Regions from separate parts of the Mus musculus genome. Here region 1 is linked to region 2. The links are chromatin loops, found by intact Hi-C in ENCODE. Cell type or tissue: left cerebral cortex. All regions are shown on one strand. Links, peaks and the distances in the headings refer to the core of each region. The heading gives the core; the rest is flanking DNA. Region 1 overlaps Sh3glb1 (SH3-domain GRB2-like B1 (endophilin)). Region 2 overlaps Hs2st1 (heparan sulfate 2-O-sulfotransferase 1).

Region 1 (16,399 bases), core at 4,432-12,431, 230 kb before region 2:
GACCGTAACTTTTCCATTGCAGGCCCATCATCTCCGCTGTCTGAATGACTTTGTAGAAGCCCAGATGACTTACTATGCACAGTGTTACCAGTATATGCTAGACCTACAGAAGCAACTGGGAAGGTAGTGTCTCCCTTTCTATGTGAAAGTCATGATAGGGGGAATAGGCTCAGTGGGGAGCACTGGCTGGGCACACACCGCAGCATGGATCTGTTACTGCAACACCAAGCTGGGAAGCGAAGCAAGAGAGTCCACTTCCCAGGCCAGCCAGCAGGGTCAGGAGGGAGGGCAGCGGGAAGTGGACTGAATGAAGCAAGCATGACACCTGTTGTACTAAAACTCTACTCTGCTCACTAACAACAACAACAAAAGACATCATTTGTTTAAGTCCTGATGAAAGACGGTCAAATTTTTTTTATATGTGAGGGCTGGTGACATGGCTCAGTGTGTAAAGGCTCTTGCTACCAAGCCTAATGACCTGAGTTCAATTCCCAGGACCCACTTGGAAAAGGAGAGAACTCCTAAAAGGTATCCTCTGAGCTCCACATGACCTCTACATGCCCACCACATGCCCACCATGGCACATACACACATACCACAGAAAATAAATGAAATTTAATTTTAAATATTTAAGTTTTTTATGTATAATCCAACAGCAGGAATGAAATTTTCTAGAACAGTTAAAGATTCTGTTAGCTTGCATACAGTTGCCTTTTTTGTTATTATCAGACTTCTGAGGTAACATCTTTAGCATTTCTAGCACAAAATGATGTTACCTGAAAAAGATACTGAGGCTTAACCTCTCTCTTACTACTGAATACTTTTGCTGTTTGTTGAGGAAGATAGACATGGCTACATTAACACTTTATTCTTAAAGGTAAGTTAATTCATGTTTGTTAATTTTGGAATAGTCCGAAGACCCCACGCCCCTTACATAATTATTTTGAATATGGTAATATACTTTAAAGCAAAATGATATATAAAGCACATAACTGAATCATTTAACTATTAAATATTTATAGAATCCCTGCCTTAGGTCGCAAATGTATTCTGGACTTACATCAGCAAACAAGCCAGGGTACTTGCCTTGGGGAAGCTTATATGTAAGGTGACATTTTAACAATGTATGTAGGATCTAAGAGTATCTGCCATGGATAGACCAGCCACGTAAAGTGGTAGAAGGAGCAGGGTGCAGTGAGGACATCTAATTATGGCCCGGCTGACTCCAGATGAGTTTCCCAGCTGGAGTTATTTTAGTGAGAGTCATATAGATGCACAAGGCACGGATAAATGTTACAGGCAGACAGGATACAGGAGAGATGAGAGAAGCAGCGAGGGAGTTTGGGTAATGGACAATACTTTGATTCTAGTGAGAGCAGTGGTTTAGTGGGTAAGGAATGCGGCTGGAGGTGTGGACTGGGTTGCAGCATGAATGGCCATAAAAGTGAACTGTAGTAAGGAGTCAGGTACTCACAGAACCATTGAGCAAGAGCAGTGACGTGTGAAGGAAAGACAGCAGAACTTACAGTTTAACAAGAGAGTGTTGATCCTGCACAGTCATCCTTCAGATTTAGGTCCACTCTAAAGTTAGGCAACATCACAAAGCTAAGTTTGGATCTTCAGAATAAACTGGCAGAAAACTAACAAATTAGTGTTCTGGTAGACCTGCATGGTTTACATTTCTACATACTTGGTGTTTTAGTAATCGTATTCATGTCTGAATGCAGAACAATTTAAACCCGAGAAACCTAAACACTTCCTTCCCACTTGCCCTGAGACTCTGCGAGTGGAGCAGACGGGTTGTACTTGTACATACTTAAGCTATGCTGTCCTGGGCACACGGCCATGGAAACCCAGCCGCATCACTGTACTCTGCAAGCACCTTACAGAGTAGAACCAGTGCTGTCCTAGAGAAGAAAGTCCGTCTTGCCTCTCTACCTTCAAAGGATTGCATTACTGTGACAGGAGTAGAGGGAATGTTAACCCTCTAGTTTCTTCCAAGATCCTTTTCCAAGAGAGGGTGGGATGTAAGGGCATATGCCTGCAGGCTTGTAGTGAGACCCAGGCGGGCGGGGCCAGCCTGGCAACATAATGAACCTTTTAGCTAGTTAGTTACTTCTTCCTTTAGGTTTTACTATGCAGACCTTAACAAATAAGAAAGCATCCAGACTGCACTAGCCAGCCCAAAGCTATTCCTAGAGAAAAAAGGCATGTTGTGATAGCTGTGTTGATAGTAGCAGCTGAGTAACTCTGTCACTTCTGTAAGGGCTAAAGCTGTGCCCAAACACTCCCCACACACGTCCTGCGTGTTTCATAGACTTTGCTATCTTCACCACCACACAGAATGGGCACTGTTAGTCATAAGGAAGCAAGAACCAGGCACACAGGTAGTGATTTTTTTAAATTATTTTTATAGTAATTAAAAGGCTTTAACCTTTCAGCACTTTTGTTAAAAATAAAGATTCCGTAAGTCTGGGCTCTGTGGTAAGGTGGCAAGCTAGAGAGAGTGCTAGAGTCCTAATCATGGCACAGAGAGTTGAATCAACAAGAGCAGCTGGCAGGACAGTGGTGGCGGCGTTTGTTATCTGAGATGCTGGCAGAGGAACTGTGACAGACTGAGCAGAGGCTCCAGGTAGCTCTTTGTAAAACACAGCCAAAGGGAAGAGCATCTGCAGGTTTGTTCCTTTAAATCCAGAGCTAGCAGTGAGTGGCTTCCCAGGTAGAGGAGAAGGACGGACTAGACTGAGAGCACATGGTTGTATCGGACAGAGGGAGGGATTGCGAGACTCGTCTCCGCAAGACACAGTTCTGTACCTACAACAGGATCAGCCGCAAAATACAGGCAGCCATCAACAGTAGGAGACTAGGCACCACTCCCTCGCTGTTATTAGTCCTCTTCACTAAAAAGGACGAAGTCTGTCATCTGGCTGCAAGGCTTTGGGAAGAATGGCTGGCATTTTGAAGGTAAATGAGAGGCTATAAAATGGTCACCAGGAAAACACGTGAGTTTCCTAGACCTAATGTACAATGCCAGGCAGCATTGTAGACCAGTTTAAGGGGTTTTACTCACAAGTATAAGACAGCAACAGAGATTTTTCTTTTTCTTCCAACACAGTGGCTGCACTAGTACTGAGCCCGTGTGTTGGGGAGAATTTGCCAAGTGAATGTAGTGATGTGAGAGTGTGCAGGCATGGCGTGGTTACCGTAACTCACTCTGGACACAAAGGAAGGCTAGCCTGGTACTGGCAGGCTGTGTAAGTGGAATTATTAGAGGAAATGTGATAAAGAAGACAGTAGAAACTATGCTGCTTCACCTTGCATTTTCTGAGATTAGTAAGTCTAGATGGGTGGGAGGCTGAGGATGGGCAGCAGCTGGGACCTGGTGGGAATCAACACAGAAGTTCATGAATATAAGAGGCTAAAGTTTTGGAAAAATTGTCTTGCATGGCTATTAAAATCACCAAGAATTATATATAATATCATTCCACTTAGTCAGGAAGTATATTTTAGCAATGAAACATCTTCAAATGTTTGCAACAAAAGATGGGACAATATATGGGAGACTGGTGTGAAGGTCTAGAGAGTTGGTTAGGGAAGGGTAGAAATGGGAAACATAGGGTCGGTCCCTGCACTGTTGACCTCTGCAGTCAGACAGGAGCAGGGTCAGACAGAAACATGAGTCATGCAGGGCATGTTGCTAGTGGCTGACTGGTTCTAGGCAGGACAGTGGTCATAAGGAAAATTTTGTCAGGCTATATAGATGGCTCAATGGTTAAGAGAACTTGCTCTTGAGAAGACCTGAATTAGATTCCCAGCACCCACATGGTAGCTCACATCCATCTGTAACCTCAGGTCCAGGGGATCCAACAGGAATGTGTAGTGCACATACATACATGCAGGTAAAACATTCATGCACATAATGTAAAATAAATAGAAAAAAATGTAAGGACAATGTTATTTTCCGAGGCATGAATTTCGTACTGCTTAACAGATAAAAGGCCTCACATGTTTTTATGACTAGCTTGATTAAAGCATAAGTATGGGCAGGGTATGTGACTCTGTAGAAGAGCATCTGCTTGCACACACAGGCCTGCTGCTTCAGTAGGAAGCGGACCGCACAAGCAGCTTTAAACGCATTGGAGACTCTACACTATGTCACTTCTTTATTGTAGGGCTTTAATTTTTCCTTTAAAATTAATAGAAAAATTACCTTGTAAAATTTGCTATATTCTCCTATTAAGTTTTATATTTCATCACAACTATCAATCATAATAAATTAAGTTGAATGCATTTTCTCTAGGTCTTTGTGCCCATAAAGTAATCATAACACTGGTTATTCTTAAAATAGCAATGCTGAACATGCTAGACAGTACATACCTGTTCCTGATAGGAAAATGTGATATATTGGCTTTATGACAAAGCTCAGGCAACCAAATATTTCCCAAAATAAATAAATAAGGAAACTTCACTTTTACAATAGTACCTACTATTTAGCTTTTCTTTGTTTTAACAATTCACAGAGAAGAAAAGAGATTAATCGTGTGGGGGGGTGGGGGGGAATGTATATACTTAAGAATAAACATCCACACATATATACCCCAGAGAGGAGTGTTAGCCAAAATGTTCTTTAAATTTAAGTCAGTAAGGAGAGACAGCTTTGAAGTATTTGAGTACTGCCTTCGAGGGAAGAGAAAAGCGACCATATACTTCCTCACTAAAGGACATCTTTCCAATGAGGAAGTTGGTAACTGGTGACACCAAGTGGTGAAAGTGAGGAACTTTAATCACTGGAAGAGAGATAAGTAAAGTTTCTTTTTTTATTTATTTATTTTTCTTTTTTTCCAACAGTTTTCCATCCAATTATCTTTCTAACAACAATCAGACCTCTGGGACACCAGTGCCATATGCTTTGTCAAATGCAATTGGTCCTTCTGCCCAGGCTTCAACGGGTAGCCTTGTAATCACCTGTCCTTCTAACCTCAATGACCTTAAAGAATCCAGCAACAACAGGAAGGCTAGGGTCCTCTATGATTATGATGCTGCAAATAGCACTGAACTGTCACTCCTGGCCGATGAGGTGAGTGATATTTGTCCAGGAAGAAAATTAGATCATAGACAAACATACCTAGTCTAATATTAGTGCAAAATGTAAATTTCTCACTGTAACTTGGAAAGAGTTTATTATGAATGTTTCATGAATTTCAGTTGTTAATATTGACAATTTAAATTTTTATTTTATATATTAGATTAATAGAAATAATGTTTTAAATGTTTACACGTTTTACTTATATATAGAACTGCCACTGATAAAATCCATAATTTTTCAGCTAAATGGATATTTTAAGTCTTTAAATAGTGAATAATTTAAACATTTAATGTAAATCTGATATTTGCTATATGCCTATGTTAATATAGTTAATAATTGGAAATATTATATTTTGTAGGTAATCACTGTGTTCAGTGTCGTTGGAATGGACTCCGACTGGCTAATGGGAGAGAGAGGAAATCAAAAGGGCAAGGTGCCAATTACCTACTTAGAACTTCTCAATTAAACAGGGAGACCACGAGAGGTTACCCATCACAACACCATATTTATATAAATAACTCTAAAGCAGGTTTAAATATCTTCCAATGTTAATGTCATAAGAGACTGAAAAAGAAAAATTATAAGCCATCAGAAACTGGCCATTCTGCCAATAAAACTGCATGGTTAATCCTTCATTACAGAATCTATGTTAGCGATTTCATGACAGGAGTGTTTTCTTAAACAATTCTCTTTCTACTGAGGTTTTACTAACAAGCAACTTCTACTTTTGAGCCCCAACTTAAAAATGAAAGGATTCTTTTCTACTGAATTTTTCATTAACAGGAAGCTTTTTCTTTTATGCAAAATAAATTTATTGTGCATGATACCAGTGACTCATTTATTAGATACAATAGCCAAAGAATAAAGTAAAAACTCCTTTTTACCTTGCTGCCCAATAGGAATCAGATGACTTAAATACTAGGCCTTACTAGGGTCTCTTGGCTTTGGAGTTTTGCTTGGTTTGGGTTGGGTTTGGTTTATTTATGTTTATTACACTACTGGATAGTTTCTTTTAAACCTGAGTCTTGAAAAGTATTACCTTATTTCATAATTTTGTTAAGATTGCAGAACACTGGGGACAAATTCATTCACTAAGAATAATCTTCAGATTATTCAGTTGCCAAAATTTGATGACCAATCAGAATTGCATCCATTGAGAAGATACTACACTACAGTAAAGATTTGTTGTTGAACAATGATTGTGTATAAAATACAGATTGGTGCGACAGCCTTCATTATAGGCCAAGTCATGCAGTGGATGCAGTCTGTCTTCAGCAGGATCTTTGGTTATGTGGCGCGCGCTCTGGAGGTTGCTAATGACACATTTGGAACTAGAGAATTGCTGTGAGGACCATGCTATCCATCAGCAAACGTTGCTGTGAATTGCCAGTTGAGGAATTCTTTGGTTAGGTCTTCATGTCTCACTCGTTCATCATCCATCCATTCAAAAGACATTTATTGAGGGCCAGGTACTTTGTTGATCAACTAAGTACACCTCTAACAGGATTGATATTGTGATGGAAGAAATAAAAGTGTTGTGTTTAGGAATTACCTGGTTTGGGTCTGAGAAGTCAGAAGTAGAATCCCACGTAGAAGGAAAGACTTGTTTTGGGCCTAGAACCAACAGAACATAAAATTGTCCAGAGTACCTTAGTAGCGGAGTACAAAGGTGTAGTTCACTTACTCACAGAGTCTTGTAAACTTTTGAGCCCTAAAGTACTATTTAAATAGCACTTTAAAGCATCCATTTGTGTTAAGAGCTTGGTAAACATGGAAAACTTGGTTCTTGGTCTCAGCATTAAAAACCCCTTTCTCTGCAGTCAGATAAATTCCTCTGCAGTTTTCTAGTTCTGTAAGACTCTGACTTACACTTGAGTTACATACTTGAGGGACTCCAGAGACAACTGAGATGCTAGTGTTCTAGGGAATCAAGTGAATGAGGTTTGTTGTTCTTTTTCTTCCTCAGAAAGGAAGTTTTATAGCCTAAAGCGCCATCTGTTATATTTGTCCAAAATTAGGTTTTGAGGGACTATAGAAATTTGGGTGACTTTAAACAGCAGCTTCAGTTCAGCAAATTCAGTTTATGGGAAATAGATCAGTGCAGGAGAAAATATAAATATGGACTGAATTGGTTCTGGTTTGTATCCTCACATATTGGGCTCCCTGGAGTTCAACTCAGATTTAGAGCTGCCATTTTTTATCAGTATAATGGGAATAAGCATTGTTACCTAGCAGGAGACTATTCCACAAGTATTACTTTGTGTTTTGTGCTTTTAGGCAAAGACCTGGCATATAGTACATATGCTGTAAGCCCAGATGTCCTTTTCAGTCCCTGACACATGGGCAGTGAGGAACATGTCTGACCTCTGTGCTGTGCTTGCCCCCTTCAGCCCATTCTCCACCTCCCGGAAACCCGAGCAGAGCCTCCTCACCCCGCCCACACTCCTCACCCCGCCCACACTCCTCACCCCGCCCACACCCCTCACCCTGCCCCACACGCTCCTCTGTGTAAGCTCTGTAGCAGGACCCGGTGCTTCCAGCAGGAGTGCTGGTTACTGAAGATGCGCTTAGACACAAGAGGACCCACCCAGGCTGTAGTGCTAAGAGGAGCAAAGGCGCTTTCCTTGTACCTTTGTCTATTATCGATCCAACGTAATCTTTAGGCCTGCTCTTTTGTTTTCATTTTTTTGTTTTCATGAGCTTTATTGTTTGGTTGGGAGTTTTCTTTAATTTTGGTTTTGACTTAAAGTTATGAGTTTAGTTTTTGCTCACGTAAAGGCCCAAGGAAATTGTGTATCATAGAAGAAAACTCTTAGAAAACCCATTAATTCGTGGTGTAATTCAAAGTTATTTAAATAAACTCTTGGCGCCTGAGCATAATTCAGTAGCACATTAATGAGTGGAGGGTACATATATTCATAAAATAATAAATGAGATGTTTATAGGCCCTCTACAAACTGAAAAAGAAGTGGATTTTAACTACCTTTGTCCTTAAAGGAATCTGACCCACATGGTTATAGTTAAAACATTTTTTCATGGTGCTAATCAAAAAAAAAAAAAAAAAATTCGTGTTGCAGGAGATGAGGTTCCTAAAATGAGAATGTACCTCACTCCGATGGAACAAGGAAAATAAGGCCTAAGCCAGCATCCCCAGGTTGCCACAGCCCATCCTTCATAGCAGGAAAATAAGGCCTAAGCCAGCATCCCCAGGTTGCCACAGCCCATCCTTCAAGCAGGAGCGAAAGGAAGCTAGTGTTAGTCAGGAAGGATGGTTCTGAGGAGAAGTGGCAGCGGGGAGGAGAGAGGGTGGCACAGACTTGTTTATGCAGAGAGCTCTCACAGAGGACTGCTTTGTCACACAGTCCCAGCACCTGAAACTTTGCAATGAACTGCCTAGTGGCACAAGCCAGAGTGAAGAGCTGTGGAGGGGAGCTCGGCTCACAGCCAGATCTGCTTCACGCCCTCTGCTTCCCTGTGTGCTTCCCTCCCTGTCACATCATAAAACTATGACGTAAGGGAAAGTTCACACGAGACTTTAAACCAGCCGTATCAGCATTGCTGCGAACTTGTTGAAAATGCTAATTGCTGTTTTCAAATATTCTACCTTATTTATACTTTTGTCTACACGGGCCTGTGGATTAGTAGCATTAATCTTCCCTGTGACCGCTTTTTAAATGTTTTAAGACAAAAACCTAATTTTACTTTCTTTACTGTGTTCTAACTATTAATTGTAATTATGTTGTTATTTTTATAATTTATTTATTTAGCATGTAACTGTCACTTTAGAATGTAGCCTTTCTAAGATAGAGACTATAATTCTGTTAATCATAAATCACTCTTAGCACACAGCTTGGCTCTTATATGCTCAATAAATACTTGTTGGGTAAAAGGGAAAAAAATGCTAATACCTGTGTCTTCCCCCACAAAACCTACTGAGCCAAATTCTGGAAGCAGGGCCCCACAGTTGTCCAGGAAGCCATTTGCATGGCCCTGCGGTAGTCAGTTGTAAGAACCACCGCAGGGCCGACAGAAGTGGCCATTCACCCTCAGGCACCAACGATTGACAACACTTGAACATTTCCCCTTGCCTCTGTTAGCCTTACCGCCACCCTCACTGGTTGAGGTCCTTTCAGACCCGTCTAAGAAGTGGGTCCGAAGGTAGAAGGATACAGTCAGTGTCAGTGAGGAGAGGACTGCGTAGAAGAGCAGGGCCTGGGTGACAGGAGTCTGGGAATGTGGACCTACCTCTACAGCAGTGTTCTCACCTGTGTCGTATGACCCTTTCACAGGGCTCGGCTAAGGTCATCGGAAAACACAGATATGTATTTACATTATGATTTGTAACAGGAGCGAAATGACAGTTATGAAGTAACAGGGAAAAGAATGTTACGGTTGGGGTCACCATAACATGAGGAACTGTATTAGAGGGCCACAGCGTTACACAGGCTGAGAATCACAGCTCTAAAGAAAGTGAGCTCTAACCACCATACTTCCATACAGTGCCTTTGAACTGGGGTTTAGCTTCAAGACACCCTGAGAAACCAGTGAAGCAGTATTAGACTAATGTATGCACACCTCTGTACCTCAGTCCCTAAGCTGTAATCTAACTCCTACGACAGTAGACTTTTTAAGAATTGTTAATGCTTTTTTATTAATACAAGTCATAATATGCTGACAAAAAGAAAAATTTTAGAGGTTAAAAATAAAACATGGCCTACAGTTCCACTATCAGAGAAGTGCTATGACTGAGGTGGCCTCCAGGCTCTCTGCACACTTACAGATTTTTTTAACGGGATCAAATTGTACATGCTGTTTTGTAACTTTTTCACTCAACAGTCCCATGCCTATCTTGCTGTGTCATGTGTGTCTACATCTTTTTTAATGGATGCATGATATTTCCTCATATGTGCCACATTTTGTTAAACTACTGTTGAATTTTTAGGTTTCCAGTTTTTCACTAATAAACTGCTTTGAAGAGCACTGTGCTGCTAGCTCTTTGTGTTCCTAACTCTTTCCTCAAGTGCTACATGGCTTACATGTGCCTGGGTCCACAGATGAGCAGTCCTCCCCTCCACCTGCTAGTGGGGACGCTGCACCATCCATGTCAGTCCTTCCCTGATGACCTCAAGTTTCTCTGGCCACTGGCAGTGAAGCTGAGGAGTGGGCTGAAAGTTGGTAGAGCTGACCCTCCTGGCATTGTACAGAAGTGGGTGTGGAAGCTGGTGGTAGTGGATGTTGTTGACGGAAATGGAGTTACTTCCCAGCACTCAGACTCTTTCCTCAATTACCTAGTAGCATTCTTTCTCTAGCTGATGAAAGAGTAACAGAGGGGCTGGTGAAATGTCTGCAAGCCTGAGGACCTGAGTTGGTGTCCTCATGTACCCGTTAACCTACCATATGCAGCTGCCAAGAACAAAATGTAAAGTCCTCCAAGCTCCACACAGTCATTGTGACACCTCCTTCATTCTTTCTCCCATACAAGAACACACACTAATCAGAGTCGTCTGCCTTAGCAATCTCACAGTGACAGAGCCCTGGCCCGCACACTACCTACTGAGCCCTAACCTATCCCTTCATACCTGCTGCATACCACCCACACCCACACCCGCACTGCCTGCTCATTACTGCCTAAGACTAAGGGAGGCCCGAGCACCAAGGGCTCCCACAAAGTACAGAAGCTCTTAAATTTTACACACACAAACCTAATTCTCCCAGGAGAGCACCTTCATCAGCATGGCTAGGAAAGAAAAATGCCATGATACATCTATGAGACACTCCCACTCCTAAGGCGCGGGGAACCTTGCAGATGAAGAGGCAGAAAGATTGTAAGAGCCAGAGGATCGGGAAATTTGCTGTGAGACTGTGCCTCATAGTAACATCAGAAGCTGTGTCGTAAAGTCTCACCAATATGACCGCCCATATGGTCACCAGTATGACAGACATGCCAAACTGGGGAAAGCCCACGAGGCCTCAACCCTAGACAAAGAACTAGAAGCAACTAAATAAAGCAGGGGCAGGGAGAGGTGGGCCTGAGGAAGGAGCACACTAATGGTCAGCCCTGAAAACATACAAGTGACACTCTATAACATGTTATACTTGGGGATATATAGGTGTGTGTGTGTGTGTGTGTGTATACCAATGTACACACACACACATATATATATATGTATACACTGCATCAACAGTTGATTAAAAAAGATATGAATGAAGAAAAGCAGGAAGGGGTTATGGGAAGTTTGGAAGAAGGAAAGGGAGAGGAGAAATGTAATTAAAACCAAAAGTAAACATCAATAAAAAGATAAATGTCCTAAGTGGACGCTGCAGCCATGTCATCAGGGTTCCCTTTGTCCCACATCCTTTGGAATGACACTGCCCTTGTCCATTTCTATCCGCATAAGGGAGTTTCTCTTGGGAGTATATTATTCTCCCCTGCACTCTGGCTTTGATTAGGAACATATCACAACATCCACTTTTTAATATATTTGGAACCCAACACTGGGAGTCATAGAGACCAGCCTTATTACTAGGATCCATCCCAACTGCTATTGCTACAACATAGCACTACTGCTATTCTGTCTAGACAGAATAGGTTGGTGCTAAAACCTCTCCGCACAGAAAGTAAGACTATAGACTTTGGAATACTATATAGACTATAGAGTCAAGAAATTTTTTTAAACCTATCATTATTACCACCTATGTCTGAGGCAAATTATATGACCTTAATTCCTGTTTGTTTGTTTGTTTTCACAAGTAATATGCAGACTGACGGCCCGGCCTCCCTGGTGTGAAGCATGCGGTAGTTCTGAAACAGCTCCCTGGCCAGCAGTGCACCACTGGAGAATGTCTTAGAAATCCAAACTCTCTGATCCCCGCAGAATCAGGAAATCCAGAGGTGGAGTACAGCAGCATGGGCTTTACAAACCCTCAGGGAAGATGATGTGTGTAGAACCTGGTGGGCCACCGTTGTGCAAATTAAAAGAATTCACACAACCTGCACATCATAAATAGTTACTCATTTCTAAGTAACACCATTAGCATTTCTAAAGTACTGAAATGGACCATTCACAGGGAAATTTCTTATGTCCCTTTCATAACTGCCAATTTGACAGCCAAAAGTTTGAGGTTAAGATTTCTGATGAGCATATGAAGCACACATCCCAATACTTTCACCATAGATATAATGGCAATATTTAGAAAAAAAAGTAATTGAGATGATCTTAGTGTTCTATTGCTGTGAAGATGCACCATGACCAAGGCAGCTCTTGTGAAGGAAAACATTTCATTGGAGCTAGCTTACATTCAGAAGTTTAGTCCATTTTTGTTCTGGCTAAGCATGGCAGCACACAGGTAGACATGGTGCTGGAGAGGTAGCTGAGAATTCTACATCGAGATTGGCAGGCAGTAGGAAAAGAAACACTGGGCCTGGCTTGAGCATCTGAATCCCCAAAGCCCAGCCCCAGTAACAAACTTCCTCCAACAAGGCCACACCTACTCCAACAAGGCCATGCCTCCTAATTCCTGTTACTTAGTACCACTCCCTCATGAGCAAGTGTTCAAATATATGAGCCTGCAAGGGCCAGTCCTATTCAAAACACCACAGAGATCTGTCTATAAAAATCATCTCACTTCCTAAAAAGAGAACTATTAGAAGAGGGGTGAGACTTTGCTCAGAAAACAGTCCAGATCTGCTTCTACACGGGGAAAAACCAAGTGGGAGAGTTTGAGCTTCAAAATGCTAAATCATAGCTCGGAAACATGATCAGGTTAGCTTGGAATTGCTCAAAGCACACATAATGGCATGGTATGTTCTAAAGAAATCTCATTATACGTGCATAACAGGACTAACTGTACCCCATGAACCTTCCTAACAAAGTTCATTTCATAATGGAACCCTGGAAAACTAAATGAATTTACCTTCAACACAGGGTGTTTGGATATAAACGAGTTACATGCAGGATTCTAAAATAATGGTGAGTTTAGAACACTTTCTCATAACCCATTCTTTTAGAGAGCACTAGACAGCAAGTCCCGCAGAACTTAAATATGTGGTTCATACGGCAAATTATTCACGTAAGCTCATAGGCCCTAGGATTCCTCGCTGATAAAAGGAAAATGTTAGAAATCAGATCACGAACGTCTTTCACGCTCTTGTATCCCAACAGACTTGAGAAAAGCCCAAGTTTTTCAAGTTTTAATAATAAACTAAACCACACTTACTCACCGGAACAGTATGCACAATTCTAGTGGTGGCTGTTGGGTGGGGTGAGTTTGCTTATATGTTAAATTACAAAGCTGCTCGGTCAGAATGTTTGGGCTGATAAGTAACCAGGAGACATTTGGGAATCCCTCTCAACCAGGACGGACCCGGACCCAGCCCTCCCCTCAGAGGAACTGGACACACACCATGCTGACTTGGTAGTGGTTCTAATGAGCCTTTATGAACAGTGGCACGGCATCCTGTGGATTCAGGGCCTTCAGGATTCCCTTCGAAAATACTGATAACACACGGTACTCCTAACATTTGGCCTACAGTTAATGAACACTATCTTCCTTGAGCCCAACAGAAAGGCATGTCTGCCCCTGCTTTGCAGATAAGAGAGTCGTGAGCCATTCTGAGAGAAGGCAGCAGAGCCAGGTCTTGTTTCCAGCTCAGCAGCCCAGTCTCTCTCTTTACACTTAATTGCATGTGTGCACACATGAAGAAATATGTATGCCATGACACATGCATGTGGATGTAAGAGGACAACTTGTAGGAGTCAATTCTGTCCTACCAGGTGGCTCCTGGGGATGGCACTCGGGTTGTCAGGTTGCTACCAGGCATCTTTTCCCACTGAGCCACCTTGGTGGCTTGAGAGCCCCAGCCTTAGTCAGGGTTTCAAAACATTTTTTCTATATGCCCATAAAACATGGCCAATATCTCTTTATTTTCTATACTGATGGCCTAGAAACTGTTTATGAAGCAGAAAATGTGTTGCCCCTAACTATGAACTAAACTAAAAATACCTACAGCCCACTGAGCCAACAGGGGACCTGCTGGCCTCATTAACTGCCACATCTGAAAGAGCAATCAATGTCGGTTTAAGTCAGAGGTTCTTTAAAATACAGCCCCTAGAATCAGAAGGTCATGGATATCTTCCCCTAGCATGTAAACATGACTATAAATTCAATATTCTAGACTATCCCCTATATTCGACTAAATACCATAAACCACAGGACTATTACAAGCCAACATATGAATGTACTCAGACATAACTGCTATCTTACAGACATTTTAACCAAGTCAGTTCTCTTCTCTATGAGTATCCCCTTCCCCTGTTGGTCTATTCATCTACCGTCCTCCACGAAGCCAACCACTGGCCCACCACACCCCCTTCTCACTCTGGGCCTATTAAACTTGGGGATAGCTAATGTGAAACTTTGTCAGACATCTGGCTCTCACTTCAGGACCACTAAATGTGTTGTCACCCATATGATCTCCTTAAGTAAGATATCTCAATGGTATCGGGTCTAATCATCCAGTGCCCAGCAGCACTTCAAGGTCAAGTGTCTGGTCTTTCCTCGTTAGGATGCTGTGACTCGGCGTAGCTGTCAAGGCATGAAGAACCAATTATCGTGTAGCTGGGCTTCAGAGTTCATATCATTAGTCCACAAGCCAATGAAGGGCTAAGGGTATGCTTAGTGCTGGAATGTCCTTTCATACTTGAAGAACGTTCTGTTTAACTAAGCCTGCGGAAATAAGGCTTTCTTTCTGTCTCTCCTTTCAAACTGCTTCCCTGGAAAAACACAAACTACTTCCAGCCATAAACTGAAGTGTTATACCCTTTTCCTGGCATTTTCCTCAGTTCTCTATACCAGTCACTAATGAGTAACTTGATGAGCAAGCAGTATTCCCAAAAGACAGAAAAGGGGTCCATTCCAACAGTCAACCTGAATAGAAAAGTGTTCTCTCTGCCTCTCCAAGTCTATGTGATTTTACTGGGATTGTGTTTGTTGGGAGAGCTCTGTTTGTTCATTCAGTATTCGGTAGAGCACTCCACCGCCCTGTTTAGTAGGATAGGAGTATGTCATTTAAAAGAAAGTAGTTGTGTCCCATGGCATGAACCAGGTGCCAGCCACTGCTGGAGTGCTCCACACATGTTATCTCACCACATCCTTGTACCGTGCTGTAGGCTGGAGACTGTTGTACTGGCTTAGATGAGAGCCTGAAGCTAATAAAGAGCCTCTCTGCTCAGCTCTCCTGAGTCTCCTGATGCTTGCAGTGTCCTGAGCCGTTCCTCCCATCCCTCCCTCTCCTCTGGATGCTAGCACCTCTCGTTTTCCCATAGGTTATCAGATATACTGCCATGGCTGTAGACCTCCCTTCATGACCACTCCTACTGTTCCTTTAACTACCAAAACTACGCCCACCCTAACTTTAACCCCTCAATACATCTGTGTTTGAGGGATTCCCACCTATGTGCTCTGAGAGTTGACTACACAGCAGAGCCCCCGCCCAGTCTCAGGTCTTCTTCCCAACTCTCCTAGTAAGTAAAGCTCCCCCAGTCCCAGAGAGGTTGTTCGTCAGACTGGCTTGGGATACAGAATGCTTGAGCTCTGTTTCTGCTTCTGACTCTTCTCATCTGTGGGACTATAAAAAGTCAATTGACTTCTGTATGCCTCCTTTTTATTTTATTTTTCCTGTGTGTGCATATGTATGCAAGTGCTCACCGGGACAAGAGGACAATGTTGGGTGTGTCATTCGGTAGGAACTGCCCACTTATTTGATACAGGGACTTACAAGTAGCTAGGCTTGCTGGTAACTTAGCCATAGGACTTGCTTCTGCTTCCCCAGCTTTGGGGTTACAAATGTACATTAACACCACACCTGGTTTTGGTTTTGTCTGTGTGTTTTGTTGGTTTTTTTTACCCCCCCATGGAGTTTTAGGGAATTGGGCTCGGGTCTTGCAAGGCAAGCACTTTACCAATGGAGCTGTGTCTCTAGCCCTTTGCCTCAGCTGCTTGAGCCTCATAGTGTACTGGCTGCGGGTCTTGCAAGGCAAGCACTTTACCAATGGAGCTGTGTCTCTAGCCCTTTGCCTCAGCTGCTTGAGCCTCATAGTGTACTGGCTGCCTATAGCTGCCAGTTTAAATATGGCGGCATGTGTGGCGTGCTGTCAAGAGTTGGTTAAGTGTTCCTAAAATACCATCTATCCAAACTCGCCAGACTCTTAATAGAGAGCTCTAAACCCATGTTCACACAGATTGCCCTGGTTAAACCCACAGTGTCACAAAATGACTCAAAAAGACGTGAATGTGAGAAAGGGATTTGTAGAG
Region 2 (16,399 bases), core at 5,556-13,555:
ATGCTTTTGCCGTGCTGATGTATAATTTTCAGCCGAGTCATAGGAACTTAGGATGGTTTCACTATTCTCTGAGCAAATAGCTTCAGGTTGATGCCTGGCTCTGTTAAGTGAGCTGCTGTGCAGAGCCTCCGTTTACAGCCCAGTCCGCTCGTGAAGAAAGCCGGGGCTGCAGCAGGAGACTCATGTGTCAGCTTCCTCTCCAGCAGCCTGTCAGCACTGCACTTCCTAGACACCATGCTAAACTGCTTCATGCTCACCTACTTAGAGTTCAGCAGCAACGCTCCAAACGTCCCGGTCTGACACAAAGCTTGTCCAGCGAGATGACAGCAGTGCCTCGCAGCCAGAGACTTGCAAGTGTCTCATTTACCTTACTGCACAAGGGGTATATATACAAAACTTGTGCCCCATTCCTTGGGAGGGAGAGATACCAATAAAGTAAAAGGTTAGCACACGCCTCTCAAGGAGCTTTCTAGTATTTGCTTGGGAGTCTAAGACAGAGAGCCAGAAATTGAGGATTATTAAAACATCAGTGTATGATAATCTCACTGAAATGTTTTATGTGACGAAACCCAAAGAAAGCACATATTCATATCGTAGAACTTCCTGCAAAACAACTCTCCTTGTCTTTTCTAAAGTTTAAGTGTCGTGACAACCAAACAACCTGACAGTGCTAGGTTGAAAAGTCAGGCTTCAGGAGACTGAGGGGCACAGACAGCAAGGACGCGGTGTGATCTATAACTGTCCTTGTTCATAAACCGAACACGGTGTGGCATTTCAGAATCAAGTGTGGATGTGTGCCATCCTCAGATATGTGAGAACAGTAGTATGTCTGGACGTAGAGAGAGAGGCCATGTCCCAGCAGTTGCACCCTCCTAACAGAGTCTAGGTAAGGGTCTGCGGGTGCTGGCACCGTACTCTTTCTACTTGGGTAGTGGAAAGGCTGTTACCGACTGCCCTTACTGCCCAGGATGGGCGTAGTGTATGCAGGGATGTCTGCCCAGCCTCCTCTCTGGAGTGAAGCAGCTGGAACAGAGAAGAAGAAAGGTTTTTGAAGGAGATTAATAGAATATACAACACAAGAAATTAAGTAGTTACAATGAAGTGACTTTTGCTACTTAGGTTTTTGAGGTGACCCTTAATTTAGATGATATAAAAAGAATTGTCAAGGGTTAGAGAGGTGGCTCAGTGGTTAAGAGCACTGGCTGTTCTTCCAGAGGACCCGAGTTTGATTCCCAGCACCTACATGGTGCCTCACATCCATCTGTAACTCTAGTTTCAAGGGATCCCAGTCCCTCTTCTTGCATCTCTGAGCACCAGGCATACATGTGATACACAGACACATGCAGACAAAACATTCACACGTAAATAAAATAGATTTTTTTAAAGGAAGTTAAAAAACGTTTTGACTTTAGAGAATATTTTGTGGCTGTTCCTAGTAGGTATGTGGTCTTTCTTAAATCTGTGCTGTTCTCATATTTTTAAGTTTATGTGACCAGTCTTGGTTTAAACATTACAAGTATCTAGCCCCAGCGGGCCACATATAATATAAATCTATTCTCTGTGTGTGTTTCTTTAACTTACTCTCAAGCTGTCTTGTATTCATTGTTATTAGAGCTTATTATAGTTTGCGATGTGCCACAGATACTTGTCAGAGCAACAAGCTAGCTAACCCTTTGCAGCCTATACTATATAAGCTAAATATGGGTTCCAGTTCAGCCTCTTACTGCGCTGGACTGAAATGGAGCTTGATGTGCGTTCTTAGGAAGCTACTTGCACTTGACGGAAAGACCTTGCATGTTAAGATCTTCCTGGAAAGTTTCACTTACCTTTAAATTAATGTTCTTGCTTTTCCCTACAGTATTCACATTTCTTATCCAGGCCAGTACACCGGTTCTAAGGAAGCTCTTAACTATTGCATCAAGCTGTCACCCAGTAGATGAAACGGCCTTTGAGCTCATCAACCCTGACAAGCCGTTCTCCTTCCTACACATCTGTTCTTACCATTTTGTAGAGTGCATTTCTTCTTCAATTGTTTTCATGCTATGTGTTTGGTGTTTCTTGTTCAGTGACAGGCTCTTGGACCTGGCCTAGCCATCCTGTGTTAAGTTAAATACCACTTCCAAGGTATTGGGACCACATCACTCCTAGTACTGGTTAGTTTATTCAGTTACCTTGCATATTAGTTTGGCTTCTCCCTGTTTTCCTCTATTGTAGTGTAAGCCCCTAAAGGGCAGACATATTGTTTGTCCACTGTATACCTCATGCCACATGCCTTGAATAGTGACCAAGGCATGGAAGGTACTTGATACATTTTTGTTACTTGATGAGTGTATAAGCAAATCAGCCAGCCTAGATTTTGGTAGTGGTCCCTAGCTGTCCCCAGTGCCATGGCTACAGCTATAAGCAGAGTAAACCCTCTGGCTGATGAGACTTTACCTCCCCCTCTTGAGTGATTTAGAACTCACCCCCCACAGCAGCTCGGATCTGAACCTCAGTCCCAGGGCTGTGTGCCAGAGGCCAACTCCTTACTCCTTATCTGCACATCACGTTTCCCCTTAGTGTAGAAAATCTTCTCCCTGGTTTAGACTCAAAAAATATGCCTGTGGCTATACAAGAAATATTTATTTAAAGTAAAGTTATCAGTAGGAGTTGGTGTATAGTAATTACTCAAACTAATAATAGTCTTCATCTCAATAGATAGTAATTACAGAGTTGGAAGTAGGCCAGGGCATTCAGGACTACTCCTACTCCTTCAGATACTGGAAATGAGTTCTTTTGTGATCTCGGATATCAGTGTAGAGTTGAGCTTACTGAGAATGGAGGCCAACATTCTTGCGATGGTGCTGTCTTGGCTTTTTCCTTTAGTGTTGGTTCAGGTCTGATTCAGCAAGTAAATAAATCATGTCCCCCCACCTCCACGGCTTATGTTTTCCCTAGAGGTGTGTTGTGATTACTTGCTAGCCCAGCTCTGCTGGAGTTATACAACCTGACAGAAGTCATAGTTTAGCATCCGCTCCAGGCTAGCCATAAAAGTGTTATTTTCATGTACTGTATCTAACTACTCCTTCTGAGCCATCCTTCTTGATAGCACGCTTCAATCAGAGTGTCGAAACTCTGAATTCTCTCTTTTATCTTTGCCAGTGTCCGGTGCTTTCAGCCTCCTCAAAATCATCTGATGCTGTTGGGTTTTATTGCCCTTCACCTGGCATGCAAGGCAGAGTCTGTGAAGTGTACTGGTTCCTGTGGGCCACATCCCCGTGGCAGAACACCAGAAGAAAACAAAACATGCAGGGCAGGAGTGAGAGGCCGAAAATGACAGATGCAGGAACTGACTGGACGGGTTAGCGGATGGAAGTGGGCTGGAGACAGGGAGACAGTTAAGAAAGAAGATGAGCATTTACCGTGGTTGAGAGGGAAAGTGGCTCAATCGATATTTTAAAAGGGAAGCCTTCAGAACCGCCATTCTGAAAAGGCTTACTTACAGCATCTCCATGGAAACCGGCTTTGAGGAAGGGTGTATGAGAGGTCTGGCCATAAACGCACTCCTGCGTATCCCAGGTGCTTTCCAGAGGAGAAAGTGAAGCCCTGCGCTGAGACTTCGTTTACTCACACTTCCTCTGCGCTGGAGAGAAGCTAAGCCACAGCCCCTTTTCTTTATTGCAGATTTTCTTTCTCTTTGCTTCTGGTGACAGGAACAGCTGTTGTTCCCTCTGGGTGCACTGTGGTCACTTCAGGCCTAAAACAACAGGACTGATTGATTATAAACTAAAGCTTCCAAGTTAGAAGGCAGAATAAACTTCCCCCTTGGAAAGTGACTGAGTTATCTGTTAAGGAATAGAAAGCTGACCAGAACACGTTGTATAGAAAAAGAGATCCTGTGTATCTGGAAGAGCTCAAAAGTAACAGTCTGGGGAATTTAAAAGCAGTAATAATCCACCAGATATTGCCTGAACTGTAATGTAAGTTTAGGTAAAGCTTAGAGTCCTACACAGATACCTGGACTTGGTCTCTTGGTTTCACTGCTCAGTGACTGAAAACAGTGAAACAAGCCCCGATGAGTGCTGAAGTGTCCGTCTGTGGGGCTGCGGCGTGGTGATCGTAGGGGATCGGAAGCCAAGTTGTGATGGAAGGGATGGGTAAGCTCATAAGGAGTCAAGAATATGGCGACAGTGCTTTGAGACTGTCGAGGGAGAAAATTACCTACTTGAATGCTAGGGGTCAAACCTAGGTGTCTCAGATGGTTAGCTAGTGATCTGTGGGAGTTTGAACAGGTATGGCCTCCATAGATTCTCATGTTTGAATGCTTGGCCCATAGGGAGTGGCATCATTAGGAGGTATGGCCTTGTTGGAGTATGTGTGGTCTTGTTGGGGGAAGTGTGTCACTGGGGGTGGACTTTGAGGTCTCCTATGCTCCAGCTATGCTCAGTATGGCACATAGTCTCCTTCTGCTGCCTTTCTTTTCAAGATGTAGAACCTCGGCTCCTTCTCCACATCCATGTCTGCGGGTATGCCACTGTGCTTCCCACCATGATGATAATGGACTAAATCTCTGAAACTGTAAGCCAGCCCTAATGAAATGTTTGCCTGTATAAGAGTTGCTTTGGTCATGGTGTCCATTCACAGCAATCAAACCCAAACTAAGACACACTCTTCCCTGATTTATACTCCCAGTCCAGTGGTGAATCTTCGATTGCTGAGGAATTACCATAGAAGTGAGCAAAATCTGACATTTTCTATAACCAAGTTCCATTGGTGTCCTTTTGATTTCATAGTACCAGGGATTAAACCCAGGGCTTTGCATATGCTAGGAAGAAGTCTGTCACTAAGTCCTTCTTAGTCCTTGGGAAGTGATGTCTGTTGTTGTTGTTGTTTTTTTTTTCCTTCAAGTCCTTCTTGTTTGTTTTTCTGTTGAAGTTGTTCTGTGGTAAGTGGAGAGGTTGGGGATAGAGTTGCTGAGTTGATGGGACAGTTGCCTAGTGTCTGCAAGACTGTGTCCAATGTCCCTCCTTTAACCACACACACACACACAAACACCCATATAATTAGCTAGTTGCATGGGCAAATGATTGATGGTTTTCAGTGTCTTTATAAAAGTGAAGGCTATAGGATTTCCTTGATCTCTTCCATCTCTAAAATTCTGATTCTGCTAGTCAGTTCAAGATTGCTTATAGCATAATAGTCTGCCTTTTCTTCATCTCTAAGAAACTCTTCCTCTGTCCAGCTGGAAGTAACTTTAATTTGTGAACCGTTTTTGAAATGCTTGCATCTAGTGCGCTTCAGGCATCGCTGGAGCGGTGGCAGAAGCCAGGGTCACTGCTTCAGCCTCCTCTTTGTTTTGTGTACTGCAGTACTCAGGTGCCTGTTTTATGTACTGCAGTACTCAGGTGCCTGTTGCAAACCCTGCTGGCTTTCAGGGTCAAGGTGCCCAAGAGTTTCTGTAGCCCTCAGACCTGTGTTGTTAGGGCCACAGAAGAAGCCTCATGTTAATAAGGTTAGGAGCTGTCTCCTGAGCCCACATCTTCTGAAACAGTGGTCTTCATTTGGTCCAGGAATGAGTGACACCACTTCCTGAAGGCTTATTAGAAATGCAGAATTCCAGGTACTAACTGCTTCAGACCTGCTGTGTAGCTATCTGTCTCAACAGGAATTCTAGGTGGTTTGTTTTTTGCACTTTGAAGTTTGAGAGGCCTACAGCAATCTAACCCAGCCTCCTGGGCTTCCCCTCCTGTTAAAGGACACAGGTGGGATGTGCCAGTCACCCTCAGGATGCTTCACGTCCATGTGGCCCATCCTCAGGAACGTTTGGGGGAAAGAAAGGGTGCCTGCAGTGTTCACGTGACTCCCAGTTCTGTGAGTCTCTCACATCCACTCCCTATTTATATGCTCTGTCCTGTCTGACATTTGCAGTCTGCCGCAGCGTTTCCGTAGAATTTAATCTAGCACCTTTTTCATTTCCCTCCTGAACCATCCTGTCCACAGGAGATCCCGGCTTTGGAAAACAAAGCTGAGTTTCTGAGTATGCCTCAAGCTCTGAAAATGATCACCTCTTTGCCACCCCCACCCCATGTGTGTATGGATGTACTGCCTGCATATATATATGTCTATGTGGCATGTGCATGGCTGGTGACCGCAGAGGCCAGAGAGGCCATCAGATGCCGTGGAACTAGAAGTACAGGTGGTTGTAAGCCGACATGTAAGTGCTGATGACCCAACCAGGTTCCTCTGAAAGAGCAACCTGTGCTCCAGCCACTGGGCCATCTCTCCAGCCGCTCTTTATTTTTGGTTAGAAATACTGTAGTTGGTTTTCATAGGACCCAACATAATTAACAATAACAAGTACATTTCATGTCATCGTGCAGTTTATTCTTCATTCACTATTTTGTATTTTTATTCTGCCTAGTACTGAATTGAAAGAATGAATAGGAAAGAACACAATACCTCATACACACACTTGCATGTATTTGGCTCATAGTGTCACTACCATTTACATCAGTGTATCAGCCAATAATGTAGCCCCTTAAACCTAAACTGTCCCAGAACTGTATTTCCCAGCAGACACACTAGCGCATGACTGCATCTGTCCTGTCCCTAACCCACAGCAGGCCTTCTGTAGGAAGCAGCTGTAATGCTGGTAGCCTGAGGTCAGTGCTGTAGAGTAGGTCCGTGTAATTCAGATCTAAATGTTGGTGAAAGACTGATACCTCACTGTAAGTGTAGGCTCTGCCTCCCGGGACTGAAGCTGCAGCTTGGTTCCCTGCAGTGTAGAGGAGTGGGCCCTGCCATCCCTCTGTGTCTGTCTAGTCTCCAGAAGAGAGTCCTGACCAGCTGTTGTTTATTGTACAGAGAAATTGTATAGCTGCTGGCACACAAACAGTTTAAATTAACTACTTGTTTTCTTTTTAAAAATTCTTTCTCAATTTTTTTAAAAAAATAATTAATGGACACTTACAGAATTTCTCATGTTAGCTTTTTGTATACTTCCAATTCCAGGAAGTTAGGAAGCGCTTGGGAGCTGGAGCGTTGCCGCAGCAACCAAGGATGCCCACTGCTCTCTCATAGGGCCTCAGCTCAGTTCCCTGACCCACACCAGGCAGCTCGAAACAGTCTAACCCCAGCTCTGCGAGGGGCGACCCTGTACTCACCCGCAGTCACACTTATATTGCACAAACCCACACATTAAAATTGAAAGAGAATTTTAGATACTTGACTAGCTTATATGTTTTTATTTGAACAAGCTTATATATCCACCTTTAAAAATCTTACAATCATCTTTAGTCATTTTGTTAGTCGTATTTCAATTTGCTGAGGTATAAAGAAGAATGTCCTTTAAGTGATTGCTTTTCGAATGCTGTGTCAGAGAAAATATGTAATATATAGAATGAGCTGGTATGGTGGAACTCTGTATGCCCAGGCCTTGGGAGGCAGTGGCAGAAGGACCAAGAATGTGACGTCACCCTAGATGTGCTGGGCGTGAGGCTAGCCAGGGGTATGAATCTCTGCTTGTATAATACATGTATTCATATGCACACAGAAAGAATTCTTTAGATTGGAATGTTGCTTGCTTTTTCAGTGTGTATTTTTGATAGGGGGTGTATTTTTTCTGTGTGCTGGCTATTTGTATGTCAACTTGACTTAAGGTTGGCTCATCTGGGAAGAAATCTTAATTAAGAAAACACCTCCAGAGGCAGGCGGATTTCTGAGTTGGAGGCCAGCCTGGTCTACAGAGTGAGTTCCAGGACATCCAGGGCTACACAGAGAAACCCTGTCTCGAAAAATCCAAAAAAAAAAAAAAAAAAAAAGAAGAAAGAAAGAAAAGAAAAGAAAAGAAAAGAAAACGTCTCCATAGGATTGGCCTGCAGGGAAAGGGAAAGCCCACCTTGAACAGGTGGTCCAGACTGTTTAACAAACTGAACATGTCATGAGGAACAAGCCAAGAAGTAGTATTCTTCAGGCCTCTGCATCAGTGCCTGCCTTGTTTGTTCTCTCAGTGACTTTTCTTGAGGCTGGACTGTCAGTGAAATAACCCTCTCTCCTGTGTTTGCTTATGGTCATGGTGTTTTCTCACAGCAATAGAAAGCCTAAGGAAGACAGCAGGGTCCTCTAGAGAAACAGTAGGAAGAAAGAAGACACACACATTTTACATTTGTATTATGGATGTGCATTATAGTTAAGGGGAGTGGTTTGGAGTGGATCAGGGATCAGTGGTTAAGAATACTTGTTCTTTAGATAACCTGAGTTTGGCTCCCAGCACCCCCTGTGGGCAGCTCATATCACCCATATCTCCAGCTCCATATCTTATGGCTTCTGTACATATATGTATAGAAACCTGCAGATACATGCACACGCGTCCATATAAGTAACCTTATAAAAGAGAGCGAGTGTTAGAATGTCTTGCACAGTGCTGTCTGGGTAGTCCAACAAGGGCTACCTTCACACTGAAGCCACAGAGAACCCTGAAACTGCCTAGTGCACAAGGCTCAGGGCCTCAGGAGCCCCAGTCTGGCTCTGAAGGTCTGGAGAGTTCCTGAAGAGCAACTTACCGTCAGTTCAAGTTTGAAGCCCGAAGAACCCAGGTTCTAATGGAGCAGCGGCTGCAGCGGTGCAGACAGCTATAAGATAAATGAACTCTGTCAAGGTGCAAAGATAAAGGGGCAAATACCACCTTTCCCCGGCCCTCCTTCCATCTGTGTATCCCTCCTTCATCTGTACCTCGTGCAGCTCGTCCCACTGCAGACAAGCTCATCACGAAGTCTCTTGCAGCTGTGCCAGCCGCTTATCTCTTATTGATTGTAACGCAGTGAAGATGGCAGTGATGATTTGCCCTCATGGGGGTGAAGTACACCCCTGCGTCCACCTCCCGCCCTGTGTAGACTGTGTATACTGCACTGGTCATGGCCGTGGTAAAGTAGTGCGTTCAGACTCCACTGACTGCTCTTACTTCAAACTGGCCTTCCAGCCCCATGAATGCGGGGACTGGGTCCCGTTCCTGAGTGGGAGGTCTTTTGTTGATGACAGAGTCTGCTTTCTTTCCATTGCAGTGAGGTAATGAGAATGTCCTCCTCTTTTAGGTGCGCTTTGTGAAGAACATAACCACCTGGAACGAGATGAAGCCAGGCTTCTATCACGGACACATCTCTTACTTGGATTTTGCAAAGTAAGTAGCATCCAGAATGATGTACTGAAGAGTGCTTTGTCTGTCCTCTGCCTGTGAGCAGTGTTAGACACACTGACAGGCCACTTGTACACTGATGATTTAAATATTCCTTCCAGTGCTTTACTGCCCTCTAGTGGTCATAAAAGGACACGTCTCGAGCTAATTATGACAGTTCACATTCTGTTATGTTAGGGACTTGTGGCAGTTTCTCACCTGTACTGGAGGCCGGCTGATTACTCCACGAGTGTGCGGTCAGTCAAATGGGCTCACCAGGTCACTGACAGAGAACAGAGAAACCCCCCTCAGTTTCTGGTACCCTAATATGCTTTTCCTCGAACCACTGTGTTTCAGCTTTGAAATTATGAGATATAAGGGGAGACTTTTTAAAAACTAAGAATTTTCTTTTATGTTTGAATATGATTGTATAAGTCACGGTAATTTTGTCTTAATTCTCTTAAAGAAAAGTTCAAAAGACTGCAGAATACACAGTGTTCAAGCATTCTGTGGCCCCCTTGGGAGCCCTTGCATCTTTAAAGAGTAATCAGAAAATTGGTTAAAAGGAATAGTCTAAACATAAGACCCGTTTGAACATTCTCCATGGAGCACATGGCGCTGTTACAATAAAAGCCCACACGCACGTGCTCTGCTGATAACCCTCTGCTGACTTCAGAGACGACGGAAAGTGACTGTCCACAGTGGGCATGCGCAGCCTGGTTCTACCTTAGCAGCGGTGTCTGCTCTAAGAGAAGCTCGCTCTGTCTCGGTTTCACTTTTTAGGTTGGAAAAGGAAAAGGACAGAACAGCGTGCCGTAGGGTCAGACAGTGGGACATCCTAGCTTCTCTGGAAATCATATAATTAAAGAATTGCCTGAATATTACACAATAAAGTGATATATCTTGATTTCCCTCATAATCCCTAAGATCTTTTAGTAACATTGTAACTTTCAAGTTAAGTGTACAGTTTTCTATAAATAATTCATACTGCAATATTGAAAGCATTTTATAGGCGGCTTTAAAATAAACTAAAAATTCTCTCTGCAGAGGCCCTGAACCAGTTTCCTAGACTTCATTCACATGTGCGTGTTCCCTGAGGGCTACGCTACCCTTCACTCAGAGTGTCTTACCTTTCACCTAGTGGTCTGGGGCTTTTCTTTCTCTACATGGCCTGGATTCTAATACTGTAGGTTTTCATTATTAAAGTTATACATTGAGTGCCTTGGCTTTGGGCACAGTCTTGTATGTAGAACAAGGCTCTGATGTTCACCGAGGTACTTGAACTTGAAACGGATAAAGCATTTTAAAGAATAATCTTATTAAACACTGACAGCCACACTGGGTTTGAATATTTTCATAGTGGCTCATGTTACTGGAAATAATAATATATTGTAAAAATTTTAATAGAATGACAATTTTAAATAAATAGCTAAATGGAATCAGTTAGAGGAAGTTGTTTGATGTGTTCTACTGTATACAGTCAAGAAATATTGTAGATGTGACCATTCCTTAGCTTGATAGTCATAAACTCCATGATTGAGGAAGGAAGAGAGAAACATCATTTGCCAATTTAGAGTACCTTATTCTTCAAAACATGTTATTGAACTGAGTGTGGTGGCGTATACCTGTAATTTTAGTTACCAAGGAGACTGGTACAGGAGGATTACATGTTTGAAGCCAGCCCAGACAACTTAGCGAGATCCTATCTCACATTTTAAAGTGAGGGTTTAGGAAGACGGCTCCATGGGTAAAATTGCTTGGATCACAATTGTGAGGACCCAGGTTTGAATCCCTCGAACCCATGTGGAAACCAGGTATGTAGCTCAGGCATCTACATATGGTCCCAGCACTCATGGAGAGATGTAGGGGACAGAGGCGGCTCACCAGCCAGTGACTGCTGGCAGCAGCAGTAAAACCCTGTCTCAAAGGAGTGGGAAAGGAAGGATGACAGGAAAGATCGTCCTCTGACCACCGTACACCGTGACACATGTACTCCTGTGTTCACACGCACAGCAAATGCACAACACAGCTAAATGATTTTTTGAGTAAAAACATGTCTCTTGAGCTGTGGCTCTGTAGTAGAATAGTCACCTAGTTAGGATAGAAGCCCTGGGTTTACTCAGTCCCTGTACCACCACACACAAAATACTATATGTGGGTGATTAAGAGCACTGGCTGCTCTTCCAGAGGATGTGGGTCAGGCTCCCAGCATCCACGTTGTGCCTCACAGCCAGACATGGTACACAGACATTCATTCAGGCAAAACACCTTACACATGAAATAAAGAAGGTCTCAAGAAAGGGCAGAGAAGGAAGTACAGGTTCCTGCGTCCTTGGCTCGGTGTGATTCCCTAAGTTACTTGCTGTAACTTAGAAAAAATGGTAAATTCGTGGGGGGGGGGAAAGATGTTTAATTTTCCAATTTATTAGACAGATAATAAAAATTGAAACATAGTTGAGTTTTCTGGAGACTCAGGGAAAGAATGTGGAAAAACAACAAGTGAAAGATCCTTTGTGTTTGTACACTCTAGTACAGACGTCTCGATCAAGTCCTGCCTTTGTATTTTCTCTACAGTATTAGGATAGAAGAAGAGAAATGTCTTTTTACCTAGCGGCTTTGATTGGGGTTCTATCATGTGCCCTTTGTTTTAGCCTTGTGGTTTCCTGAAGCACCTCTAAGTGCTCAGTCCTTGTTTGTTTTCTTCCTAGTGATAAGCAGTCTTCAGAGAGTTGAGCGATGACAAATTAATGCCATTGACTTTAACATTCCTTTATATAGGGTGGACATTTTCAAGATGCCAGGATTAATATCAAATTGAATAGTTGTAGTTCTTGACTAAGGATAGGTTCATCAAAACCCCCTTTCTTTCTGGAGTGAAGAGACTATGCCTTACTAAAATAGACAGTATTTATAACGGTCCTATATAAATGTATGTTGTTCATGTATCAGTAGCATTTATTGAATAGGAGTTGCCCTAATAGATCAGTTGTCCTTGATACCACAGCATCATTATCAGTGAGACGAGCAGATGCCAACAAGTCACTCATTTTTTGAAACTAAGCAAAGGCAGTCTGCCACTAGTATGAGCCATTTGTGGCCAAGAGTCCCACCTAAATATGTACAGCACGAGATATGACATAAGACTGTTTCTCGCCAGACTTAAGCCAAATGAATGGCTAGCAAGAAGGCTCGGGATAAAGGCGCCTGTCCCCATGACCCACGTGTGAGGAGAGAAGCTTTTTCTGCAGTTTCTCTGACCTCACACAAGCACAGCACACACGGCACAGCAACAACAATAATGGTTTAAAGATTGGCACTAAATCTAATGCACTGCAGAAGTCTCGGAATGCAGTTTTTCCCCAAGGCTGTCTCCTTCCAGCCCCATTGCCTCTCTTTGAGACTCCAGCCAGTAGATTAGGCTCCTTGCAGATGCCCTGCGTGTGCCCGGGCTTTTAAAGCTGTTCTTGGTTATTTCCTCCAGCTATGCACGTGTGCTGGTAAGGAAACGATTCTAGTGTTGCTCCTTTTGTGCAGCACATAGCTGACATGCATAGATGTCTGAAGTGTCTTCTAGAGAGCCCGCTGGGCTGGCAGGTAGATGTAAGTGTAAATGTGTTGGAAAATTGTCACCTCACACCAACCAAGTGGACTCCTCTTTCCAGGGGGATCATTCTTGCCGGTCAGTAGTTTACTCTCCTTGAACAGAAATACATTTCTACCCTTCTTCCCTGGCCAGGATTGACGGAAGAGTCTCCAACCATGGAACTTGCTTTTCTCCCCATATAAGCTGTATAGTCAGCAGAGGTTAAACCGGTAAACCCTGTTAGCTTTGTCTCTTACTCGGCTGCGCTGTGTGTCCCAGATGCCATTTTTACTGTGCCCATTTTCTGTTCCAACCCCTTGCCTCCAGTTCTTTATGCCTATATAACCCTTCCGCAGGTACAAGTAATGGTCCATTCCTAGTTTCAGAATGAGTTCACTGATCATCTCATTAAAGTTTTGCTTCATACATAACACCCAGAATGTTGTCAGACAGCTGTACTTTGAGTAGAGAAAGGTTTGTAATATGCTGTGTCCTGTTTGCTACCCCACCCCCTGGTCCATGTGTCCAAGCCTAGGGAGACAAGGAAGAGTGCAAGCATTCTGGAGTGAGGTCTGGCTCACAGCTAATGGGACATAGAGGAGTTTCCCAGAGAGCCCGTCTAAGGGCCGCCGTCTAAGGATGCCACCGTGCCCTGTGTTCTCCCTCCTTGCAGCTTCTCTTATGTGACTGTCTCTAAGCTGAAGTGTTTCCTGTGTATTGCTGGATGTTCTCTCACAAAACAGCGTGACTGGTTAGATCCCATAGTCTGTCCACCCCAGCTAATTAATTCCTAGCCCCTGTGTGCTTGGCCATGGCCGCACTTGTGATAAAGTCCCAGACAGATGCACAACAGCCACAGCCATTCTGTAGCCTCCCCTACTCCTTAGGTCACAGTACTTGCTACACAGTCTACAACACTCGTTTCCTCTTTAATGGTTGCTGCTCTCTGGACACTCAGAAGACATCGTGCAGCTGGGGCAAGCATTAGCAAGACAAGCCCAGAGTTGATTTTTACTGAGCCTAATAGCTCACAGGTACCGCAGGTGTCTGACAAATAATAGCACTGTTACACAGTGGTCATTGGGGGTCACAAGAGTGTGTCACAACCCTCTTCATTCTGAAACAGTAGCCACCCACCTCTGAAAAGATGAATCATCGGACTTCTCTACTGGAATCCTCCAGTGACCTCACACGTGACTCACAAAAATGAATGCTTAGAGCGGTCTGCAAGGCCCACATGCCTGCACTCCCCAAGGCCTCCCAACCTCTCATCGCCATGTCACCTTGTACTCTCCCTGATGCTTCCGCCAATTCTTTTTTCTCCAAGCAGCCAGCACTAGAATCTTCAAGACCTTCATTCTTAGGGTTCCCTCTTCTCAGAATGCTTTTCCTTACCACATATCTGCATGTGTCCCTTGTATGTAACATCAGTGATGGTTTGGTGGAAAGTGGCTCTGGGCTGTGTGCGTCCTCTGGCCCCGGCCCTGGTACCCTCCTCTTGTCTCCCTGACATGCTGCCGTCAGTATTTAGCCATCAGAGCTCACCGATACGCACTGTCTCTGCTGCCAGGAAAATGTTAGCTCCAGAAAAGCAAGGGAATAGGAGGAAAAGCCAGCCAAGAGCAGCATCGTAGATACGGGTGAGCAGAGTGGCTTATGGGATGTGGTGGACGGGCAGCTTGCCTAGAGTAGAGTTCAAGAAAACAATAAGGTGGCATCTAAGATGTAAGACCAACCAATGTACGATGACTGAGGAGTTGGGGCGCGGTTGGCGCCATTGTTATTTTCATGGTGCTAGGGATGCAGTCTAGAGCCCTGGACATGCTAGTCAAGCTGTATCCCAAATCCCAGACATTTGGGGTTGATTTCAGCTACCAACGAGATTTATTTCAGGTTTCTGAAGAGCAGATGACTAACAGATGGTGTTTTAGGAAAACAGTTGAGAATTGCCAGGTGAATAGACAGGGGAGACCCTGGACACAGGACAGCCACCCAGCGCATTGCTGTCTTCTATGGGCACTGCAGAGGTCAGGTCCATTTCCTTGGGTTTTGGTAGGGGTTGTTCCACTTCTCTGCACTGCTGCTGTGCATCGGGCAGGTCATCCTCCTCCCCATTTTGCAGGCGAAGAGTTGCCTGGCGTTGAGTCCGAAGATGTGTGTCTCAGGCTGGTTGGTTCTCAGAAGAGTCTCAGTGTAGTGTTGATACTGCTATTTCAGCTAATCAACGTTTGTTATCTTCCTATGAGGCTTGTGGGGTGGTACTAACAGATAGAAGGCAGCTTTCTTAAGAAAGCTGGGCAGCTACCCTTATAGCTGGTACAGTACATGCAGCTTCAGGCACGGGACACCTGCCAGTTTCTACTGATTACATGGTAGGAGGTCTCCGAGGTCGCCTCGGCAAGTCAGGCACAGTGAATGTGACCCCATAGGATGGCACTCATGGTTTCTAAAGGCTGCATGGCGTTTGAATTGTTCCCGGGATACACAGTGATGGGTGGGACATGTGTCCGTGTCTGAGTGCCACACAGGACTCGTGAATGAGACACTAGTGATAGGCTCCCTGGGATCTGGTCTCAGCATAGGCTGTGTGGCTGCTTAAACTCCTCAATAAACAGAGGCATAAATATGCCGCTGAGGCACAGTGTGGCTGGACAGGGCTGCCAGGGCCGCCAGGGCTGCACTCACCTCCAGGGTGTCTGCTAGGCCTAGTCCCTCAGGACAGGACACCTCCTTACTCTTTGAGGGCATAGGTAGATATTCTCTATTGTTTCTTGAATTATTTTTATTTGCTTTGTTGCATCCTGAATATGAAATATTTCCCAGTCTTCACATACTCAATTTTATTTTAGTTCACTTATTTTATTATTTCTGTATACCATGAGTACTTTAGATTTTTGCATATAATTTCAGGCCGTGCCTGAACTAATGAGAGTCCTAACCCCACCCCTGGCATTCTGCTCTTTCAGATTCGGTGTGAAGAAGAAACCAATTTATATCAATGTCATCAGGGACCCTATTGAGAGGCTAGTTTCCTACTATTACTTCCTGAGGTTTGGAGATGATTACAGACCAGGATTAAGGAGACGGAAACAAGGAGACAAAAAGGTAACGCGCTTGCTGCTGGTCCTAAGTGTACGCCTCCTTTACTGTGGACATTTTGGAAGGAGCTCAGGACTGTACAGAAGCCGCGTTCTGTGACTGCGTGCGTGTCTTCTCGCAGTCCTGCTCTGTAAGTCACTCTTCTCAGCACCGTGACAGGAGCAGCTTGAGGAGCGGTCTGAGACAGTGCGTGGGACGGGGAGATGTGTGGTGGAAGAGACGTGTGCCAGAGGAGGCGCCACTTGCACACACGCACGCGCGCGCGCACACACACACGCACGCACGCACGCACGCACGCACGCACACACACACTATGAGGCGCTGCTACACATGTTCAGTTATACATCCCTGAAGGTGCCGCCACAAAGCCAAAACTTTGTCTACAAGGTGATAAAGGTTGATAATCAATATTGACCGTTACACCTGCCAACAATTTTCTAGGAGGCCATTATCAGTGAACCTGTTTTCATATACTTTGGTTCTTAGTCTTAAAATGGCAGTCTACATTTCCTTGTAATCATGAGTTTATGAAATTGTTTCACTAAGGCAGCTTCAGGCAGTGTGAGAGT

What was found. Hi-C counts contacts between places; a loop is a spot of excess contacts. Peaks named below come from ENCODE experiments on the same cell type or tissue, not always from the same donor. Only the 100,000 strongest peaks of a DNase experiment are listed, where the experiment ranks them.
Region 1: a loop joins it to region 2, with 3 times the contacts of the local background. A loop is called at or near these places in 9 of 42 quality-filtered maps.

Annotation. Positions count from the first base shown.
Region 1 is chr3:144,680,578-144,696,976 of GRCm38, reverse strand. Sh3glb1 (SH3-domain GRB2-like B1 (endophilin)) reads left to right here. Exons shown (of 9, transcript NM_019464.3): 7 at 23-123; 8 at 4,849-5,077; 9 at 5,445-10,075. The coding sequence ends at 5,552. Among named protein-coding and RNA genes, the nearest start is that of Sh3glb1, 32 kb to the left of the region's middle. In left cerebral cortex, for the core only: a CTCF peak has its summit at 4,768 (motif pointing left); DNase peaks (open chromatin) are centred at 4,757, 7,097 and 8,456.
Region 2 is chr3:144,446,707-144,463,105 of GRCm38, reverse strand. It overlaps Hs2st1 (heparan sulfate 2-O-sulfotransferase 1), which reads left to right. Exons shown (of 7, transcript NM_011828.4): 3 at 9,069-9,154; 4 at 15,698-15,836. Among named protein-coding and RNA genes, the nearest start is that of Gm43707, 57 kb to the left of the region's middle. In left cerebral cortex, for the core only: a CTCF peak has its summit at 9,283 (motif pointing left); DNase peaks (open chromatin) are centred at 5,792, 7,488 and 9,269.